Linked DNA regions of Homo sapiens: region 2 is linked to region 1. Evidence: chromatin loops called from intact Hi-C (ENCODE). Cell type or tissue: spleen. All regions are shown on one strand. Links, peaks and the distances in the headings refer to the core of each region. The heading gives the core; the rest is flanking DNA. Region 1 overlaps ELF2 (E74 like ETS transcription factor 2). Region 2 overlaps ELF2 (E74 like ETS transcription factor 2).

Region 1 (11,007 bases), core at 1,602-9,601:
ACTTTGGGAGGCTGAGACGGGCGAATCACCTGAGGTCAGGAGTTCAAGACCAGCCTGCCCAACATGGAGAAACCCCGTCTCTACTAAAAATACAAAATTAGGCCAGGCGCAGTGTAATCCCAGCACTTTGGGAGGCCAAGACGGGTGGATCACAAGGTCAGGAGATCGAGATCATCCTGGCTAACACGGTGAAACCCTAACTCTACTAAAATTACAATAAATTAGCTGGGTGTGGTGGTGGACGCCTGTAGTCCCAGCTACTCAAGAGGCTGAGGCAGGAGAATCGCTTGAACCCGGGAGGCGGAGGTTGCAGTGAGCTGAGATTGCGCCACTGCACTCTAGCTGGGGCGACAGAGCGAGACTCCGTCTCAAAAACAAAATTAGCTGGGCATGGTGGAGCATGCCTGGAATCCTGTGGTGAGCTGAGATCGTGCCATTGCACTCCAGCCTGGGCAATAAGAGCAAAACTCTGTCTCAAAAAAATAATAAAAATTAAAAAAATAACAAATTATGGGCCAGGCACGGTGGCTCACGCCTGAAATCCCAGCACTTTGGGAGGCCGAGGAGGGCAGATCACAAGGTCAGGAGTTCAAGACCAGCCAGTTTGAGACCAGCCTGGCCAACACGGTGAAACCCCGTCTCTACTAAACATACAAAAAATAGCTGGTGTGGTGATGGGTGCCTGTAATCCCAGCTACTCCGGAGGTTGAGGAAGGAGAACTGCTTGAACCCGGGAAGTGGAGGTTGCAGTGAGCCAAAATGGTGCCACTGCATTCCAGCCTGGGCAACAAAGCAAGACTCCGTCTCAGAAATAAATAAATAAATAAATAATGTAAATACAAATGGAATAAATGTTTATAAATGAACTTTTCACATAATTTGAAATATTAAAATTATGTTAAATTAAGTGATAAATACTCATTAAATGTCCAGATCGTTTCCAAATAAGGAAAAATACTGAAACACCAATTGCTGAACATAAATACATTTGTTCTTGCCTTGTTAAATCTTATAGAAAGACTGAATATATTTCAGTCTATTAATACACACAAAATTATGTTACGGAGAATGTTTGTAAAAAATATTTAAAAGTCTAGGCATAGTGGCTCACACCTGCAATCCCAGCACTTTCAAAGGCTGAAACAGGAGGATTACTTAAGGCCAGGAGTCCAAGACCAGCCTGAGCAACACGGCAAGACTCTGTCTCTACAAAAAAAATTTTACACTAGCCAGGCATGGTAGCATGCTCCTGTAATCCCAGCTACTCCAGGGGCTAAGACAGGAGGATCCCTTGACCCCAGAGTTCAAGTTATAGTACGCTATGATCATGCCACTGCACTCTAGGCTGGGCAACAGTGAGAGACCCTAACTCAAAAAATAAAAAAATATATAAAATACTGATATATGATAGTTCAAAATTTCTTGCTTCCTAGGTTTTCATTAAAAATCAAGATTACTAAGTTAGAAATTCTAACTAATGTATATAATTCTGTATATGAAGTGTAACAAAAAACATCATGTGGCTTTGATGAGAAAAATTATGAGAAAAGCATAAGAATGTATTATTCATTGAGAAAAAAGAATAACTGTAAATTCAGAGGTTATTTAAGGTTATTTTGAAAAGTAATATTTAGGAAGGAAATAATATAAAAAGGACTCAGTAAGCAGGAGAGAGAAATATAAAGAAAGTTATAAGGATGTAATTTTGGCAAAGAGGGTTAAAAGGAGAATAACTTTTCACAATGATAAGGAAAAAAGAAAGTAAACTGTGTCCTAAAGTAAAATGACAGGTTATTTAAGAAAGAGAAAGTATAGGACAAAGCTAAAGGACCAAGAATGTTGTGGAAGATCTGATTAAGCTGTGGAAAGTTTGTGAAGGATGAATTTATTAAAGAAATTTTGTGTGTGGGCCAGACACAGAGGCTCATGGCTGTAATCCCAGCACTTTGGGAGGCCGAAGCAGCCAGACCACTTGAGCCCAGGAGTTCAAGACCAGCCTGTTCAACACAATGAAACCCCGTCTCTACAAAAAATACAAAAACTAGCCAGACACACTGGCATGTGCCTGTAGTCTCAGCTACTCAGGAGGCTGAGATGGGAGGATCACTTGAGCCCGCCAAGTTAAGCCTACAGTGAGGTATGATCGCAGTGGAGACAGAATGAGTCCCTCTATCAAAAAAAAAGGAAGTAGGAAGGAAGGAGGGAGGGAGAGACAGAGGGAGGGGTGAGAAAGAGAAAAGAAAGAAAGGAAAGGAAAGGAAAGAAAGAAGGAAAGGAAAGGGGCAAGGGCAAGAGAAAGAGAAAGAGAAGGAAGGGAGGCAGGGGTGAGAGAGAAAGAGTGGGGGTGAGAGAGAAAGAGGGAGGGAGAGAGGGAGAGAGAGAAAGAGGGAGGAAGGGAGAGAGAGAAAGAGAAAGAAGAGAGAGAAAGAAAGAAAGAAGGAAAAGAAAGAAAGAAAGAGAGGGAGATGAAAAGAAAGAGAAAGCGGGGAGGAGGGAGGGAGGGAAAGAGATAGAGAAGGAAGGAAGAAAAGAAGGAAGGGAGGGAGGAAGGAAGGAAGATTTTTTCATACGATTAAGTTGGCTATAAATAAAAGAAAATTAGTTACAAGTCTTTCTAAAAGTTTAGCTTTGGTCAGGCACGGTGGCTCACGCCTGTAGTCCCAGCACTTTGGGAGGCGGAGGCGGGTGGATCACCTGAGGTCAGGAGTTCGAGACCAGCCTGGACAACATGGAGAAACACCATCTCTACTAAAAAATACAAAAATTAGGTGGGCGTGGTGGCATGCACCTGTAGTCCCAGCTACTCTGGAGGCTCAGTCAGGAGAATCACTTGAACCTGGGAAGTAGAGATTGCCGTGAGCCAAGACTATGCCACTGCACTCTAGCCTAGGTGACAGAATGAGACCCTGGCTCAAAACAACAACAAATATCTAAAATTTTGGTCCCCTGTGTTAGAACAAGCTTTTCTTGAAGTCTTGATCTGTTCTTAGTAAAAATTGCAAGAGGTTTTTATGTTTATTTCAGAAATCTGTTTCTTTAAGTTTTTAAACATCTTCTGAACTGCAGCTTTACAGTTTACAGCAGTTCTGTATTGGCTTTTACTGATGTGTCTGAATTGCTCCACTTAACCCAGAATTTCCCATGATTTTACTAAGAGCCATGTATTTCCTGCTCAAGGTACTAGTTTTCCTGTTTACATTTCTCTATAATATGGTGTACGCTCATAACCTTGGACACACACTCTTCCTGTGTCAAGTAATTTTTCATCAGGTCCAACTTCCAGATTATCTAAATGGGTTTCCCATTAGCAGAAGCAATCTCATTGCAGGAAGTTTTCTTTGCCTTTTTGTTAACTGGCCCAAGAAACAAAGACTGCATCTTATGAAGATAATCCCTGTATTTCATGCTGTCTTTATTAGGGTTTTTGGTTACTTAGGAAAACTGGGCTTTAGAAGGGTTAAGGGTTTGGGGTTTTTGTTTGTTTGTTTCCCATCCATGTAACTTTCTGTATTGCTTTTGAAATCTTTTGATTATTACTGTGGTTAAATTAATGACTATTATTTCACAATGACCTATGATTCTGTTTTGATCAGGTGTTTTAAACCTTTTGACATCTTTGGTAAACTTCCCCAGGATCAAGTTCTAAATTAAGTCTTTTGGCTTGGAGCGGTGGCTCATGCCTGTAATCCCAGCACTCTGGGAGGCCGAGGTGGATGGATCACCTGAGGTCAGAGTTCGAGACCAACCTGACCAACATGGAGAAACCCCATCTCTACTTAAAATACAAAATTAGGCCAGGCACAACGGCTCACGCCTGTAATCCCAGCTACCCGGGAGGCTGAGGCAGGAGAACCACTTGAATCCCAGAGGCAGAGGTTACAGTAAGCTGAGATCGCACCACTGCACTCCAGCCTGGGCAACAGAGCAACACTCCGTCTTAAAAAAATAAAAAATAAATAAGTCTTTCTTGACCTCAAACTAACTTTAGGATGTTCCACAAGGCACTGGACCTTCTCAAAGATTTCTGAAACAGAGACACTGAACTAAATCAGGCTTGATATGCTGAATTATATGGAAAGCACTGACAAATAAGTGATTCTAGATCTTCTTGCAGTTACATTTATTGATATGATATTAATATGAATATTCCAAAAGTATATAAAACTCTTAGAAATCTAATATGTCATCAGTCATAATTCTAGTATATATTACATGCCACAAAAATAACTGAATTTCTTTGTCAATTGCTGATTATAATAAACTTCATCAGATTTTTAACCATGGCTATTCTAAATCTTCATCATTCACAGTTTTGATTCTTCTCTAAAAACAGGCTGGGCATGGTGGCTCACGCCTGTAATCCCAGCACTTTGGAAGGCCGAGACGGGCGGATCACCTGAGGTCAGGTGTTCGAGACCAGCCTGGCCAATATGGCTACTAAAAATAAAAAATTTTAGTCTTTAGTCTCTGGTCTTTACTAATTTTAGTCTTTAGTCTCTACTAAAAATACAAAAATTAGCCAAGGTAGTAGTGTGCACCTGTAATCCCAGCTGCTTGGGAAGCTGAGACAGAAGAATCACTTGAACCCAGGAAGTGGAGGTTGCAGTAAGCCGACATCAGGCCACTGTACTCCAGCCTGGGTGACAGAGTCAAACTGTCTCAAAAAATAAATAAGTAAAATTTAAAAATAAATAAAAATAAAAATATCTGCAATCAGGTTCATGGAAAAGATTTGTACGCTTAAATATACATTTCTAATAACTTTAAGCTCAATGGACTAAAAATTTTCCAGAATTCTAATGAAGAAACTGATTAGTTAGAAAAACTGCTAATTAAGATTAAGCAACACAAAATATGAGATTAGGCCGGGCACGGTGGCTCACGCCTGTAATCCCAGTACTTTGGGAGGCCGAGGTGGGCGGATCACAAGGTCAGGAGATCGAGACCATCCTGGCTAACATAGTGAAACCCCATCTCTACTAAAAATACAAAAAATTAGCTGGGCGTGGTGGTGGGCACCTGTAATCCCAGCTACTCAGGAGGCTGAGGCAGGAGAATGGCGTGAACCCAGGAGGCAGAGCTTGCAGTGAGCCGAGATGGTGCCACTGCACTCCAGCCTGGGCGAGAGTGTGAGACTCCGTCTCAAAAAAATAAAATAAAATAAGAGATTAAATAATCAATGATGTTTTTATGACTTTTATTTGAAACACTGTTGGTTCTTTACTTAAATGTTCAGTTTTCCAGATTTAAGAAAATTTTTCTCTTAAAGTATCAATCATTTACAGTAATTTGGTAAGATAATACTTATCTCAACAAAAGTGAAAGCATTTACTTTTTCTCCCTACTTGATCCCTCTGCATTAGATATTGGTTAAGTAAAATTCAGAAACTATTCATGAGTATTCTTATTTTTATGATAATATAGGGTTGTTGGCATAAGTTCATAAAAGTTTGCTCTCTTTATAACAGGATACAATTAGAAACGTTAGTTATATTACCAAGACTTTGACTGGAATATCTTATTTAAGAATGTGCACACAATGTCTGGGTTCAGGTGTTCCCATTCCTACAGTGAGAGAATATAATCTGTCACTTCTTGGCCAGCCCAGGAACCTTAAGGCTGTAGGTGAAATCTAATGTCTCCCTTGGTTTGGCTTCCTAGTCTTGAAGGGTTTATAAATCTGAGATTTCTTTGTGGTCAACAGCTATTCTTGCTGCATTTATGTAAATAATCAGACAAAAAACTAATAAAACTATTTTATAAACAAATTTGTCTTATTCTGATTGGTAGAAACTGGGATGACTATAAAAAGTTATGCTTCTAAAGAAAAACTACTGTATCTATTATTAGACTGTAGCCCTGTACACTGTATTTGAGTTTTTATTATCTACCTGCAAACTGGCCTAGATCCTAAATTCTTCTAGGTTCCTCCAATCCAACTTTCTTCCACAGAATTATTAAAACAGAAATTGCTCTGTTCCTGAAGCCCTATAAGCTGAAACTCGATGAATTTTAAGGGACAAGTCTGGTACTCGAAGTCTGAGCCACACAGAAAAGTTCACCAAACTGCCCAATGCCTTAACCAGAGACATTCAAACTGCAAACCAGGATGAGAAGTCGATGGTTCCGCACTGTAGACAGGTTTTCCCAAGATAATTGAACAAGGGGAGACTCTTACCCCTCTTAAGGCGTAGCTTTTTCACTTGGCAAGATAATGTTGTAACTGAAATTTCACAATCAGTAGCTTCTGCTGGTAACTTGACAGAACTTGACCTAAGAGATCCTTCAGTCCACCTAGTGGGTGACTCTGGCAACATCCCTAAAAAAATTATTCACACTCTGCTTTAATTCAACCCAGTTATGGAATGCCGAATGATAACAATGCTCTGCATTAGCTATTGGTTAAGTAAAGAAATGTCTGTGCTATTACTAATACTACATGATTTACCTGGATAAATTCCTTTGAGGAAGTTGAGACTCATACGCAAAATAAGAAAACAGATCACATGGTTACAACAGGTCTCATCTAGTTCTCCATGGTCACTTGGTTTCTTCAACTGACTGCCTTTAGGTCTAGCTTCATGGCTCAAAACCATTATGTAAACTGGTATTATATTACTATTAATTTTACTTTGTATTTTCCTTTTTAAACTTTGTACATGTTATTTGTTACATTTCTGTAGTAGTACAGAATTATACTGACCCAACAGAATTATACTGGGCTGGCCCTAAACCCTGAGATGATAGCCTACATTTAAGGAACAGACAAAAACTGATCTTAATAATGGATTCCCGGCAGACTTAGCCTGAGAATCACTCCCTCCAAACTTCCCTTGTGTGCTCAAATGTGACTGAAAGGGTCCTGACACTGACTCCTAGTTTGACAAGCACTCCCTCCAACATGGGACCATACCAACAACCCAGGACAGGTCCATCCTGGCACCTAAAGATAATTAAAACCTAACTACAAGATGATTGATCAGTGATGCTTCCAAAGAAAGATCCCTTTTGTTTTATTTGTTTTTTTAGAGACAGGGTCTCACCATGTTGCCCAGGTGGGTCTCAAACTCCTGGGCTCAAGCAATCCTCCTGCCTCTGCCTCCCAAAGCGCCAGGATTACAGGCATGAGCCACTGTGCCTGGGTCCAAAGAAAGATTTTGATCAAAAGGGGGAAAAGTGAAAGTTGTTAGAATTAAAATTGAGTCATTTGTGTTAAAAGCCCTGACAAATGGAGCCAGGGAAGGCCATGAAAGGAGGGTTCTCATGCATGAATACCTGATTAAAAAAAAATAACTATTGCCCGGGCATGGTGGCTCACGCCAGTAATCCCAGCACTTTGGGAGGCCGAGACAGGCAGATCACGCTTGTAATCCCAGCACTTTGGGAGGCCAGGGCAGGCAGATCACTTGAGGTCAGGAGTTTAAGACCAACCTGGCCAAAATGGTGAAACCCCATTCCTACTAAAAATACAAAAATTAGCCAGGCATGGTGGCGCAGGCCTGTAGTCCCAGGTACGTGGAAAGTTGAGGCAGGAGAATCACTTGAACCCGGGAGGCAGAGGTTGCGGCAAGCCGAGATCGCACCACTGCACTCCAACCTGGGCTACAGAGCGGGACTACATTTAAAAAAAAAAAAAAAAAAAACTATCACAAAAAAACTCATAAAGGCCACAACCCTGCACAAAGGCAACTGCAACCTTACACAAAAAAATACTTCTGCAAGGACATCTGCCCAGTAACTTCATGTCCAACCTCAGACTGGCATCACTCTTGTCACTGATCTTTATAGCCAAACATAATTGATTTAAAACAATGATGTAATCTTCCTCATTTTTCCTTTAAAAATCTGTCTTGGCCGGGCGCGGTGGCTCATGCCTGTAATCCCAGCACTTTGGGAGGCCCAGGTGGGAGGATCACGAGGTCAGGAGATCGAGACCATCCTGGCTAACACGGTGAAACCCTGTCTCTACTAAAAATACAAAAAATTAGCTGGGCATGGTGGCGGGCGCCTATAGTCCCAGCTACTCGGGAGGCTGAGGCAGGAGAATGGCGTGAACCCGGGAGGCGGAGCTTGCCATAAACTGAGATCTCGCCACTGCACTCCAGCCTGCGCGACAGAGCGAGACTCTTGTCTTAAAAAAAAAAAAAAAAAAAGCTATGTCTTCCTTTACCTCCCTGAATATGCACATAGTTTACTACGGTATGCATATTCCCATTATAATGCCCATTCCTGAATAAATACTGCTTTCTTTCAGAGGGACTGTCTTTTACTTAGGTTGACAGAACCATCTGTATGTAAAAGATGAATTTAGAACCTTATTTCTCACCATACACAGAAATTAATTCAAAATAGATGATAAAATCTAACTGTTAGAGTTAAAACTATAAAACTTCTAGAAAGCAGAAAAATCTCAAGATCTTGGATTAGGCAGAGTTCTTACATAAGACAACAAAAGTATAATCTATAAAAGAAAAAATTTAGAAACCACACTTCATCAAAATTTAAACTAATTACACTTTAAAAGATCTTAATCGCCTTTTTTTTTTTTTTTTTTTTTTTGAGACAGAGTCTCGCTCTGTTGCCCAGGCTGGAGTGCAGTGGTGCGATCTCGGCTCACTGCAATCTCTGCCTCCCGGGTTCAAGCGATTCTCTGTCTCAGCCTCCTAAGTAGCTGGGGCTACAGGTGCACACCACCACACCCGGCTAATTTTTGTATTTTTAGTAGAGATGGGGTTTCACCATGTTGGCCAGGCTGGTCTCGAATGCCTGACCTCATGATCCACCAGCCTCAGTGTCCCAAAGTGCTGGGATTACAGGTGTGAGCCACCACGCCCAGCCACCAATTTTTTAAGCAATGAAAAGACCAGCAACAGACTGTAAAGAAATATTGGCAGATCATGTATCTACTAAAAAACTTACATCCAGAATATATTTCTAAAAAAAAAAACTTCTTATAACTCAATAAGTCAAACAACCCAATTATATTACATTACATTATATTATATTATATTATATTAATTATATTATATTATATTTTTTTGAGACAGAGCCTTGCTCTGTTGCCCAGGCTGCAGTGCAGTGTTGCAATCTCAGCTCACTGCAACCTCCGCCTCCCAGGTTTATGCAGTTCTCCTACCTCAGCCTTCTGAGTAGCTGAGATTACAGGCATGCGCCACCACCTCCGGCTAATTTTTGTATTTTTAGTAGAGACAGGGTTTTACCATGCTGACCAGGCTGGTCTCGAACTCCTGACCTCAGGTGATCCACCCACCTCAGCCTCCCAAAGTGCTGGGGTTACAGGCATGAGCCACCGCACCCAGCCCAAACAACCCAATTTTAAAAGGAGCAAAAGATCTGAATAGTGATGTCATCAAAAAAGATGGGTCAGACACGGTGGCTCATGCTTGTAATCCCAGCACTTTGGCAGGCCAACGCAGGAGGATTGCTTGAGCCCAGGGGTTCAAGAGTAGCCTGGGCAATGCAGTGAGACCCCCATCGCTACAAAAAATAAAAATAAAAAATTAACCGGGCATGGTGGTATGCACCTGCATTCCCCATTCCCAACTACTCAGGAGGCTGAGGTAGGGGGACTGCTTGAGCCCAGGAGGTCAAGGCTACAGTGAGCTCTGGTCGCACCACTGCACTCCAGCCAGCCCATTTATGCCAAGTGTTCCATTTTTGGAATGCTAAGCTTGTGGGAATTATTAATATCCTACTGCTCAAGGTCATCGCCAAGGTCTGCTTTTTCACAAAAAAAAATTGCAACTTCGGGCATAAATGGGTTAAGAAAAAAGATACATGAAAAGATGCTCAATACTATGAGTCATAAGGAAAATTAAAATTAAAATCACAATGACTCCACTAAACAGTACACAGAGAAAAAAACAAAAAAAAAAACACAACAAATTAACAAAATCAGGCCGGGCATGGTGGCTCACGCCTGTAATCCTAGCACTTTGGGAGGCCAAGGCAGGAGGACTGCCTGAGCTCAGGATTCGAGACCAGCCTGGGCAACATGGTGAAACCCCGTCTCCACTAAAAAGACAAAAAATCAGCTGGGCATAGTTGTGCTCGGCTGTAATCCCAGCTACTCGGGAGGCTGAGGCAGAAGAATTGCTTGAACCCAGGAGAGAGAGGTTGCAGTGAGCTGAGATTGCACTACTGCACTCCAGCCTGGGCGACAGAGTGACTCAAAAACAAACAAATTCATATCCATTAGAACAGCTATAATTAAAAAAGAAATACAATAATAAGTGTTGGCAAAGATGTGAAGAAAACTAGAACTCTCAAACATTGCTGTTAGCAATATAAGACGTTATGGCCACTTTGGGAAAACAGTTTGGCAGTGTCCTAAAAAGCTAAACGTATGATGCTGTAATTCTACTCCTAGATAGCTAACCAAGAGAAACAAAACCATATGTCCACATAAAGACTTGTACTCAAATGTTTGAGTATTATTTAAAGAGTCAACAACTGGAAATAATCGAAACACCTATATATACTGGTCAACAGCTAAAGTGTGTTACAGTAATCTCCCCTTACCTACAGCTTTACTTTGCAGTTTCAGTTACCCACAGTCAAACATGGTCTGAAAATGATAAATGGAAAATTTCAGAAATAATCTACGTTTTAAATTGAGTGCCATTCTGAGCAGCATGATGAAACCTCATACCATGCCCCTCTGCCTCGGCCATGAATCATCCCTTTATCCACCATATTCACGCTGTCTACACTACCTGCTCATTAGTCACTTAGTGGCCATCTCAGCTATCAGATCAACTAGTATCTTAGTGCTAGTAACCCTTATTTTACTTAACAATGGCTCAAACACTCAAGAGTAATGAGGATGACAACTGGATATGCCAAAAAGAAGCTGTAAAATACTTATTTTAAGTGAAAAAGTGAAAGTTCTCAATTTAACAAGAAAAAAACTTTATGCTGTTTGCTAACACCTACAGTAAGAAATCTTCTATGAAATTGTGAATAGCATATTGTTGTAACTATTCT
Region 2 (11,007 bases), core at 2,366-10,365, 52 kb before region 1:
TGGAAAGTATCTTCTGCCAAAGATACTATGTTATCTCCCTGAAAAAGCCCTCATATACCTTAAGGAGAGCATAGTAAACAAGCATCATTGCCACAAATAACCTGCTGGTATAAATCTAACTTTATTTTTTTTTTCAGGAAGATGCTTCAATAATTTCAAAAAGTAAAGCTAACAACATTTTAGTTTCTTGGTCCAACAATTATTTCTGGTCACTAATGTAAGACAACTTGGGGTCTGGCCAGTACTCCTAACCCACAGTATTTAACTGTCTGATTTACAAAATTAAAAAATTAAAACCTAGTTGAGAAAAATGCACTACCACGGCATGAGACGAGCAGCATTAAGAAGCAGCAGACTTAATGAGGTAAAAGGCTAAATATAATACAGTTTATTAAATGAGAATTTTAGTCCCTTGGCTATTTATGACTGTGCCAAAGTAGTACTAACAAGCCAGGTGGTCCTGCTCTAAAGGTATAAGGCTGTTCTATAAGACATTTAGTCTTAAGAGATAATCTCTTAAAAGAGATACCTCTTCTTTAGAATCACATTTGCATATTAAAACATCTGAGAAGTCTTCCTGTAAATAAATCTGTTTAATTTTCCTTCACCCAGCATTTTCTAAACTTATTTAATGAAAAACCCATTTTTCACAGCCATAAAAAGGAATGAAATCGTGTCCTTTGTAGCAACATGGAACAGCCGGAGGCTAACGCACAGACAAAAACCCAAATATCACACTTACAAGTGGGAGCTAAATTTTGGGTTCACAAAATACATAAAGATGGGAATAACAGTCACTGGGGATTCCAAAAGGAGGGAGGGAGGAACAGAGGGAGGGAGAAAGGAGCAAGGATATTTTTAAAACTTCCCACGTGTACTGTGTTCACTATCTGGGTGATGGGATCAATAGAAGCCCAAACCTCAGCATCATGCAGTATACTCTCGTAACAAACCTGCACATGTACCCCCTGAATCTAAAATAAAAAGAAACGTTAAAAAATATTTTTGTGTTATAATTAATATTGTATATTAGAAATCGCTTTGAAAAAGAACGCTATTTTTTGATGTAAGCATCTTCTAAGTACTAGCCATATCAACTAATCAGAAAAACTTTTAAGAAATTTACACTCAAAGCTATGTCTGTGCTATTGGTGTAAAAGAAGAAAAAACTACCTAATCACAATAACAAGATTAAGACTCTTAAAGTGGCAAAATAAGATAAAGCTGCTGACCATAGCAGAGCACATGCTCTGGGGTCCTGGTCCTTCCCCCAAAACAATATGATGGGCTTACGTCACATTTTCTTGCCCAGTTCCTGTTGTGACCAAAGACAGACATCTGTAAGGCAGCTATCCAGGGACAAAATGTTTGAGAATGGCCATGGAATAAAACTAACTAAAGATAAAACCTGGGTACTAAAAAAAAACTAATCTTTGTTTCATGAAACACCTTTCTAATCCGGAGACTGAACTGACAACCATATCATAGACAATCATATTTTTTCATGCTTTTACAGAATGAAGTTATTAAAAAACAGCATCTCAGAATTGAAAATTATAAAGAAATCTGGTTTGAACACCTACCTGACACTTGAATTCTCTTTACAATATCCCTAAGTGGCATTCTAGTTCTTGCTTTAAAATCTCCAGTTGTAAAGATACTCACAACCTCTCATTCCATCTTAAACAACTGCACTGCTTAGGAGCTATGATTTGAATCTTTATCTAAATCCCTATAAAAATGAGAACTTGTCACTAATAGGCCAACCTACTCCAAAACAATTGTTGTTAAACTAAAAGATCACTTCTTTTTGGCAATTAAAAAACACACATATCCGGAATCTTCCATACTTCTATTGTAAATATTCCATTATATCATTAATAAACAGGATAGTAATTATCTTAAGGAAGAAGGAAAGGGGAAAATTAAATTCGGGAACATAAGATGTATTTAAATTAACACTGCTGCCAATATTTTATTAATTTTAGTAGTACATACTTATTAGTTGAATTTTTCAGTTTTTTAGAATATTCTAAATATTGTGTATTACATTTTTTAAAAAGAAAAAAAATCCATTATAAAGCCCTTTGATATATATTTAGTTGCAAAGGCTCAAATCATAGCTCTTCTGTATATAATTCTCTTTATGGTATCTACTATGACACCTAAGGCCTAGAACACTGTCGATGATGCCAGTGGAAATAAAAACCAGCAGTTGTTTGTATGCAGCGCTGAAAATACAGATAGAGTTTCAAGATAACTTTTACTTACAAGTTAGTCCTCAAAGACATCAAGACCAAAAGAAATATATTAACTTACGCTGTCTAGTCCAAATGATCAAAATGATATACTTTTTTTTTTTGGAGACAGGGTCTTGCTTGTTTGCCCAGGCTGGAGCAGTGGCGCCATCACAGCTCAATGCAACCTTGAACTCCTGGGACTGCAAGGAGTAGCTGGGACTACAGGTCCATGCCACCATACCAACCTTTTTTTTTTTTTTTTTGTACAGACAAGGTCTCAATATAAAATAATATTCCTATTACACAATTGACTTAAAGGCCACCAGCCTAGATAAATACCTAACAAATTCAACAAATAGGCATGGCATTCAATCAGGACTCGCTGTTTTGAGTCTCGCCCAGGTCCTGGAAAAACCCAAAAGTTTATACAAATGGGCATGGACAATGGATAAGAGACAATGATTCCTCCTCCTGAAACAACACCGTACAAAGCATCTACCTTGTTAACTCCAAAAAGAAAGGCTGGCTGAGCAACTATTTTAATCTCTACTACTTTTAACTTAGTGTAGGCAATGAGCACACCTATACCCCAAATCTGGAGAGGTAGACAACTTAGTGGAAGGTGAAAAAGAACAGTTAGCTAGATATCAGGGAGCTATGAATGAGAAACCAAGGAGTTCAGACTTTAAGTAATTCTTTGACTGTCCTATTCCTTTTTTCATTTACAGCACTTACTATTTTGAAAAAAACTAAATTTGTATTTTTCAAAACTGCTCAAAACTTTTAAAAGGCTCCTCACTGCCCTTTAGACTTATCTGATCCAAGAAACAGATACAAAGCTTTAAAAGCCCTCAGCAATAAGATTTTTTTCTATTTTGCCTCTTACACCTCATTTTAATCCCCTTTCTTTCTCATAATTCATATCTAGCCCTACTGAATCTCTTTCAGCAACTCAGATAGCCTTGTTTTTCTTCCTCCAGACTTTCAACCTTGCTATTCTCTGCCTGAATAATTACTTCAGATGTCACATCCTCAGGAAGGCATTCTCCTGCTGTTTACTCCCATAAACTTTTAATTAATCCTATCATAATTCTCATCACATTTTATCATAATAACATGTTTAATAAATTGTTCATCTTCTACACATAGCTGAAAGCCTGGTGAGGGCAAAGAGAGGGTCTTGTTTACCACAAGATATTCAGCTCTGAGGCTGGGACATTGCAGGTCCTCAGTAAGCACTGACAGATGGCTGAATGGAGGTATGGATTTGCCTAGGGATATGTGTTAAAGCATTCGTATTTGTACATCTAAGAAAATCTTAAAAACTATCTCTACTTGGCAACACTTGTAACCTTGTTTGCTACTCATTTAAAATTCTATATAATCCACAGTTAGCCTTCTCCTCAGTCTGAATTAATAAAACTGTATTATTTAGATACACTGTTGTATAGCAAAAATTTTTTTTTAATTTTTTTAGTATTTATTGATCATTCTTGGGTGTTTCTCGGAGATGTATAGCAAAATTAAAAGTTAACTAGTGTTTCTTTAAAAAGTCTCTCTGAATCACTTGAACCAGGAGGCGGAAGTTTCAGGGAGCCAGAATTGCACCACTGCACTCCAGCCTGAGTGACGGAACAAGACTCCGTATCAAAAAAGATAAATAAAAAAAATTTTTTAAGTCTCTCTGAATACAAAGGAATGAATGGCTACTAGTTTCCAAAGTCAAACAAATATCTTTTAATGATCTATCGTCTAGATATACTTTTCTTTCCTTTTACATAAAACAGATGTTTCTTGGTATACAAACATCATCTAAAATCATTCCTTTTCATCTAGGCAAGGTAGCTCATGCCTATAATCCCAGCACTGTGGGAGGCCAAGGTGGGAGAATTGCTTGAGCCCAGTAGTATGAGACCAGCCTGGGCAACATACTGAGATCTTGTCTCTGCAAATAATAAAAAAGTTAGCTGAGTGTCGTGGCATTTGCCTGTAGTCCCAGCTACTAGGGAGGCTAAGGTGGGAGGAGCACTACAGCCGGGACAGTCAAGGCTCCAGTGAGCCATGATCATACCACTGCACTCCAGCCTGGGTGACAAAGAGAGACCCTGTCTCAAAATAAAATAAAATTGGCTGAGTGCAGTGGCTCACGCCTGTAATCCCAGCACTCTGGGAGGGCGCGGTGGTGGGTGCCTGTAATCCCAACTACTAGGGAGGCTGAGACAGGAGAATCACTTGAATCTGGGAGGCAGAGTTTGCAGTGAGCCAAGATCGTGCCACTGCACTCCAGTCTTGGTGACAGAGACCCTGTCTCAAAAAAAAATTGGCCGAGCGCAATGGCTCATGCCTGTAATCCCAGTACCTTGGGAGACCAAGGAGGACAGATCGAGTCACTTGATGTCAGGAGTTTGAGACCAGCCTGGCCAACATGGTGAAAGCCCGTCTCTACTAAAAATACAAAAATCAGCCAGGCCTGGTGGTGGGCACCTGTAATCCCAGCTACTCAGGATGCTGAGGCAGGAGAATCGCTTGAACCCGGGAGGCAGAGGTTGCAGTGAGCCAAGACTGCGCCACTACACTCCAGCCTGGACAACAGAGAAAGACCATGTCTCAAAAAAAAAAAAAAATTAAAAGTAAATAAAATCATTCCTTTTCATTTCTGCTTTATTAATTGACAGAGTAGGTCTTTGCTTTTGGCCACTATTTTCTCCTTCACATAATTAATAATCTGTAAAACATATATTCAAGTGCACTAAAAATCGTGCTATTTTAACGAGCCCTTAAAGGATCCTGTTTTTAAATGACAGCTTAAAAAGCAGAAGCTTCATTTCATTTTCTTTTTAGATCTCAAAGTTATACTAATTAAGTGATATTCAATTAGGATAACACTCTATTGAAGTAAATATGTCATATTAAAATAGATTTTCTTTTTCTATATACTCCATAATTTGATACCTTATGGTTATTTTGTATAATTTTAAACAATATGGTTATATGATTTTTTTACTTAAATGTCCTCTCTTAAAAGACATCAAAGAATTTAGAGGCCGGGGCATGGTTGCTCACGCCTGTAATCCCAGCACTTTGGGAGGCCAAGGCAGGCAGATCATGAGGTCAGGAGATCGAGACCATTCTGGCCAACATGGTGAAACCCCATCTCTACTAAAAATACAAAAATTAGCCAGGTGTGGTGGTGCGCGCCTGTAATCTCAGTTACTCAGGAGGCTGAGGCAGGAGAATCGCTTGAACCCGGGAGGTTGCAGTGAGCTGAGATCGCGCCACTGCACTCCAGCCTGGCAACAGAGCGAGACTTCAGTCTCACACACACACACACACACACACACACACACACACAATTTAGGAGCATGCTCAGCACTGACATGGATTTTTTTTTTCTTTCTTTTTTTTTTTTTTTTTTGCACCAAAGGCGTATCCTAGCTTTATTAAAGGGCCCGCGCCACGGAGTCAATATAAAAACACAAAAAGTCCCATCAGTTTAATAACAATAAAAAAACCCAAAAGTGGAAAACTGAGGGGGCAGGGGAAGAGACCCCTGGGCCAGGGGCACGAGGAGCCCTGCTCATGGCACCAGGCCTGGCCGCAGGGTCCCCCGGTATTGCTGTTGCTACGAGGTTGGGGGGCAGCGATTGTCCTGTGGGAACCACCGTTCTCCTGGGTCGGGGACCCTCACTTCTTCTGGGGTGTGCTCAGCTTCTGCATGCCCCGGATCTTGTCCAGCAGACCAGAAATGAAGGCCTCTGTGGGTTTGTAACAGTCAACCAGCAGCTCCTTGACCGTGGCAGCCCGGGCATCGTCACTCTCCATGTCCAGGAGCTCATCCACGTCAATCTCCAGTTCTGGGATCTCCTCTTCCTGGCAGTCGTAGAGGCGCGTGAGCTGCTCCAGGATCCACTCCTCTAGGTTGAGGCGCTTCCGTAGCTCCTTGCGGTCATACTTGACGGTGACCTTCCCTTGGCGCCTCACTGGGCCCTCATCGTCCGCGCCGCCCGGGCCCTCTCCTGCGGTCCCGGGGGGGGCTCTGAAAGTAGACGCGTGGTCCTGGGCCGCCACTGCCCGGCCCGGGGGCCGGGGTCGCCAACGCCGCGCCCCCCGCGGTGCCGCTGTCCGCCATGGCGGCCGCCGGGGCCACGTGCGCGCATCGGGCCCCTCCCTGCGCCACCGCCTCCGGGACGCCCCCGGCTGGCTGGGGTTAGCTCGCCGCGGCGAGGGCAGCGGCGGGGGTGCCCGAGGGCAGCTGCAGCATGCGGAGCCCCCGGGCCTGGCCTGGCCGCGCCCCCTGACATGGATTTCTATACCACAACTCACCTCCATTTTTCACAGGCCTCATATTTTAATGTTTAATTCCCAGTAAATGAGAGTTTCAGGAAAGATTCATAATTGCAAATCATATTTCATTAATCCCAAGATACACATTTTTTCACATTTGACATCTCTGAAATCAGTACCTATCTTAAAGTTGATAGTCTCTTAAAAGTTTATATTTGGCAGCATTTTTTCCTTTAGTGGTATAAAAATAATGTTTCTTACCATTGATAGCATCTCAGGCTAAATGGAATAGTTTTTTGTTGTTGTTTTTGTTTTGTTTTGTTTTGTTTTTTGAGACGGAGTCTGTCTGTTGTCCAGGCTGGAGTGCAGTGGCGCCATCTCAGTTCACTGCAACCTCCACCTCCTGGGTTCAAGCGATTCTCTTGCCTCAGCCTCCCCAGTTGCTGGGATTACAGGCGTCCACCACCACGCCTGGCTAATTTCTTGTATTTTTTAGTACAGATGGGGTTTTGCCAAGTTGGCCAGGCTGGTCTTGGACTCCTGACCTCGGCTTCCCAAAGTGCTGGGATTACAGGCTTGAGCCACTATACCTGGCTGATAGTTATTAAAGTATTAAAATCTTTTATCTAATAATACTGTCTGATCTAAATCACAGTACAATTACAATTCAAACAATTCTAGAGTAAAAGCTAAATGAACTTAAGATTCACATTTTACCATTTTAGAAAACTTAGGGCTAGGCTAACCTCAAGAAAATAAATAATTGGGGGAAAAAAACACTTATTAAAAATTTAGGAAAAGATGTAGATTAGAAGCAAAACCAACAGAAATGACAAAAAAAAAAAATGACTTAAAGACGTTCAGTCAATAGTAGCTTCCAAGGAAGTAGAGGCATGAAATAGCCCCAGAGCTTTATCTATAAAAAGAAACAAATATTAAGAATATGGCAAGGGATAATTCAGCAAACTATCTTGGAGGAAAAATATTATCGTATTACTTCTCCTTCCTTAAGGAGGAATCATTGTCACCCTTTAAACAAAAATATGGTAAAGGTAGATGAAATAATTTTAATGAAATATAAAATTACAAACATTCTTAATAAATTAAAAACCAACCTACCAGCATTGTCTTCCTTCTGGCTCAATCTGTTTCACCTTCAGGTAATCCTAGGATAGGGGCTCGTTTTCAGATCCCCAGTTTTTCATGTCGATCTTCTACCTCCCTGTGGCAACAATATTTTCTAATTAAAGGAGTCCTTTTGTGCCACAGGGAGGATTTCTGATGGTATAACAAATACAAAAGTTATGACAGCTCATCATGAAGTCAAATTAGTCCTGAGATTCTTCAAGAAAGAAATTTGGCTCCTTATCTTATTTTTCATGAAGGAAATCTGGTTTTATTTTTTAAACTGCATTTTAAAAACCTAAACTTTCATTTTTATTTTTAAAAAGCACTGCTTTCTCGTTGAATTATATAAAAATTCTCATCATCATCCATCTTTTCAACTAATGTTTAAACACAATTTTGTTGATCACTAAAAATGGTTTAAGTTTTCTTGATAATTAACTAATAAGACTAAATGTTAATGTCTTGATACGTGGTTAAGGAGCAAAGTCCTGTCCCCAGTGGTCAGAAGACAGAAGTAGGAAGCTACCAACCAGACCACTTGACAGCCAATGTTTATTAAAATTAGCAAAGATTAATCAGTCTGCTTGTATTATATAATATTTTACGATTAAAATGCATTTTTTAAAAGACTAAAAGGAAATGTTTTTTTAAAAAGCAACAATCATTGTCTCCTTGTTGGTAAGATTAGGGGTGATGATTTTCAGTTTGCTTATTCTTTGCAATACTTTCCAATTTTTTCCATTAAGCATGTATTGCTTTTAAGAAAAAAATCAGGCCTGTAATCCCAGCACTTTGGGAGGCTGAGGCAGGCAGATCGCATGAGGCCAGGAGTTCGAGATCAGCCTGTACAACAAGGAGAAACCCCGTCTCTATCAAAAACACAAAAATTAGCCACATAGGTGTGGTGAGTGCCTGTAATCCCAGCTACTGAGGAGACTGAGGCACAAGAATTGCTTGAACCCAAGAGGCAGAGGTTGCAGTGCCACTGCACTCTAGCCTAGGCAAGAGAGTGAGCCGGGCACAGTGGCTCACGCCTGTAATCCCAGCACTTTGGGAGGCCGAAGCAGGCAGATCACAAGGTCAAGAGATCAAGACCATCCTGGCCAACCAACATGGTAAAACCCCGTCTCTACTAAAAATACAAAAATTAGCTGGGCATAGTGGCACACACCTGTAGTCCCAGCCACTTGGGAGGCTGAGGCAGGAGAATCACTTGAACCCGGGAGGCGGAGGTTGCAGTGAGCCGAGATCACACCACCGCACTCCAGCCTGGGTGACAGAGTGAGATTCCACCTCAAAAAAAAAAAAAGAAAAATCAAATTATTAGATATAAGCAAGAATGATGGATACCAACTGTGATTTTTAAAATGAGACTTAAGTATGACTTTACATAGATGGTTCTTGATTATACTACAATACTAACTCAGAACTCAATCTGTTTCCATTTGTATTTTCCAGCTAGTTATTATATGTTCAACAGTATATTTAACAAAAGAAAAAAGTATGGTCTCCGTCTTCAAGGTGCTTATACACTCACTGGGAAAACAATAGGAGTATATACAACAAAAATAATATAAGCAATAATAGATAAAAATAATAAAATAATACAAGAAAGTACCTATATCCAGATGGTATAACAGATCAGGTAAGGGGATGTTTATTGTAGACCACAATCATTGTGGAAATCTTCATGTAGTTGGGCCTTAAAAGATGGCTAATACCTACCTGAGCACATTATAGATAGGAGGAAACTGTCTTTGAGCAAACACTCAGAAGCATAAATAGTACAATCCATGCAAAGGTCAACAAGAAAAATAACTAGGAGAATACAGTGTTTCAGCAGATAAGGCAGCCAGATTATGAAGGATTACTTCTGGATGATTCTATGGGTCACTGAATTTGACAGAAGAGTGGCCACCGAAATCTGATAAAGAGCTTCAGTAGAATGATAAATGGAGATGCCAGAGCACAATAATCAAGGAAGGAATGACAAGGAAAAAGTATAAACTGAAGGTATAAAGCATTTGTTTTTTTTTTTTTAAGTGGAAGCAAAAGGAAGGAGAAAACAAGAGACATAAACAAAGTTAAACAAATATTCCATTCTAATGTATAAAAGTCCTGTCTATACTTGAAGTCACAGGGAAGGTGCTAATGAAGTTAAAGAAACTCTGTCACAAGCACTGTGCTTTATGTATTTATTTTATGTAATCTTCACAACCCTGAATTCCTATTTTCTGACAGTGAAACACTCTGAAAAGGTTAAATACTGCCAAGTAAGTGATAAAGGGGAAATTTGAAAATCAGAACTAACTAACCCAAGTCAATATTCTTCCCTTTCCTACTAAAGAGAGCTACTTAAAGGGCAAAAAAACAAAACAAAACAAAACTCAGAAATAGTCGCCCAGGATTTTCTATCATATTTGACTACTCTTTGATTCTTCTCCACTCTTTAAAATGTAAACATTCTCTAAGGTTAATTCCTTAATTCTATGTCCTTTGTTCTCCATCACAGAGAGACAAATATAGAATTTACGTATCTCCTTCCTTGGGAAAAATCTATGAAATACGTTTCCCCTCGGAAATTTATTTCCACGGCTTTAAATGAGGATGATTCCCAAATCAGTTTCTCCCTGACCTTTCTTTACTAAGCTTTAGTTGTACTAGATATCTTCCATTTGCCCCTCCAGATTTATTCTCCACCCTTCTTCACCTTGCTCTCTGTCCCTGGAGACTGACTTCATCAACGGGATTCCTATGGCTTCAGACTGAGTTTGGTCAATGGCGTACCTTAGCAGGATATTATTGGGAAGAGGTATTGCCCTCCAGCTAGCTGTGTCCTTTGATCAAAGGTTTCAGAATCTCCCAAGGTGACTCCCTGTTCAGGGCTCTATTCTTCAGGATTCTGGTCACCCTTCCTTCCCCTTGGCCCATGAGCCAAAGGACAGAAACAGCAATTATTGCTAGGTCTGCAGTACTGCCCTGTCTCTTACGGGTACCTTATATTTGCCTACATGTTTGTAACTAGCCCTTTATTAAAACATTCCTTAAATTATCCTAATTTTAGCATGCCATCTCTTTTGTGATGGGATCTTGACTACACATTTGTGCATCTTTTTTGTTTATCTGATTGTTTGTTTTTGAGATGGAGTTTCTGTTGCCCAGGCTGGAGTGCAGTGGCATGATCTCAGCTCACTGCAACCTCCACCTCCCGGTTCAGGCAATTCTCTTGCCTCAGCCTCCTGAGTAGCTGGGATTACAGGCGTGCACCACCACACCCAGCTAATTTTTGTATTTTTAGTAGAGATGGGGTTTCACCACATTGGGCAGGCTGCTCTCGAACTTCTGACCTTAAGTG

What was found. A loop is a pair of places that touch in the nucleus more often than their neighbours do. Peaks named below come from ENCODE experiments on the same cell type or tissue, not always from the same donor. Only the 100,000 strongest peaks of a DNase experiment are listed, where the experiment ranks them.
Region 2: it touches region 1 in a loop (1.8-fold over the local background); 43 of 110 quality-filtered maps call a loop at or near these places.

Annotation. Positions count from the first base shown.
Region 1 is chr4:139,161,724-139,172,730 of GRCh38, forward strand. The region is part of intron 1 of ELF2 (E74 like ETS transcription factor 2); the gene reads right to left. Among named protein-coding and RNA genes, the nearest start is that of ELF2, 10 kb to the right of the region's middle. RefSeq lists enhancers at 304-921, 1,566-2,198, 2,199-2,830. In spleen, for the core only: a CTCF peak has its summit at 6,313; no DNase peak of the experiment used is centred there; H3K27ac peaks cover 1,271 bases.
Region 2 is chr4:139,109,006-139,120,012 of GRCh38, forward strand. All of the region lies in intron 4 of ELF2 (E74 like ETS transcription factor 2), which reads right to left. It also overlaps the pseudogene PPP1R14BP3. Among named protein-coding and RNA genes, the nearest start is that of ELF2, 63 kb to the right of the region's middle. In spleen, for the core only: no CTCF peak of the experiment used is centred there; no DNase peak of the experiment used is centred there.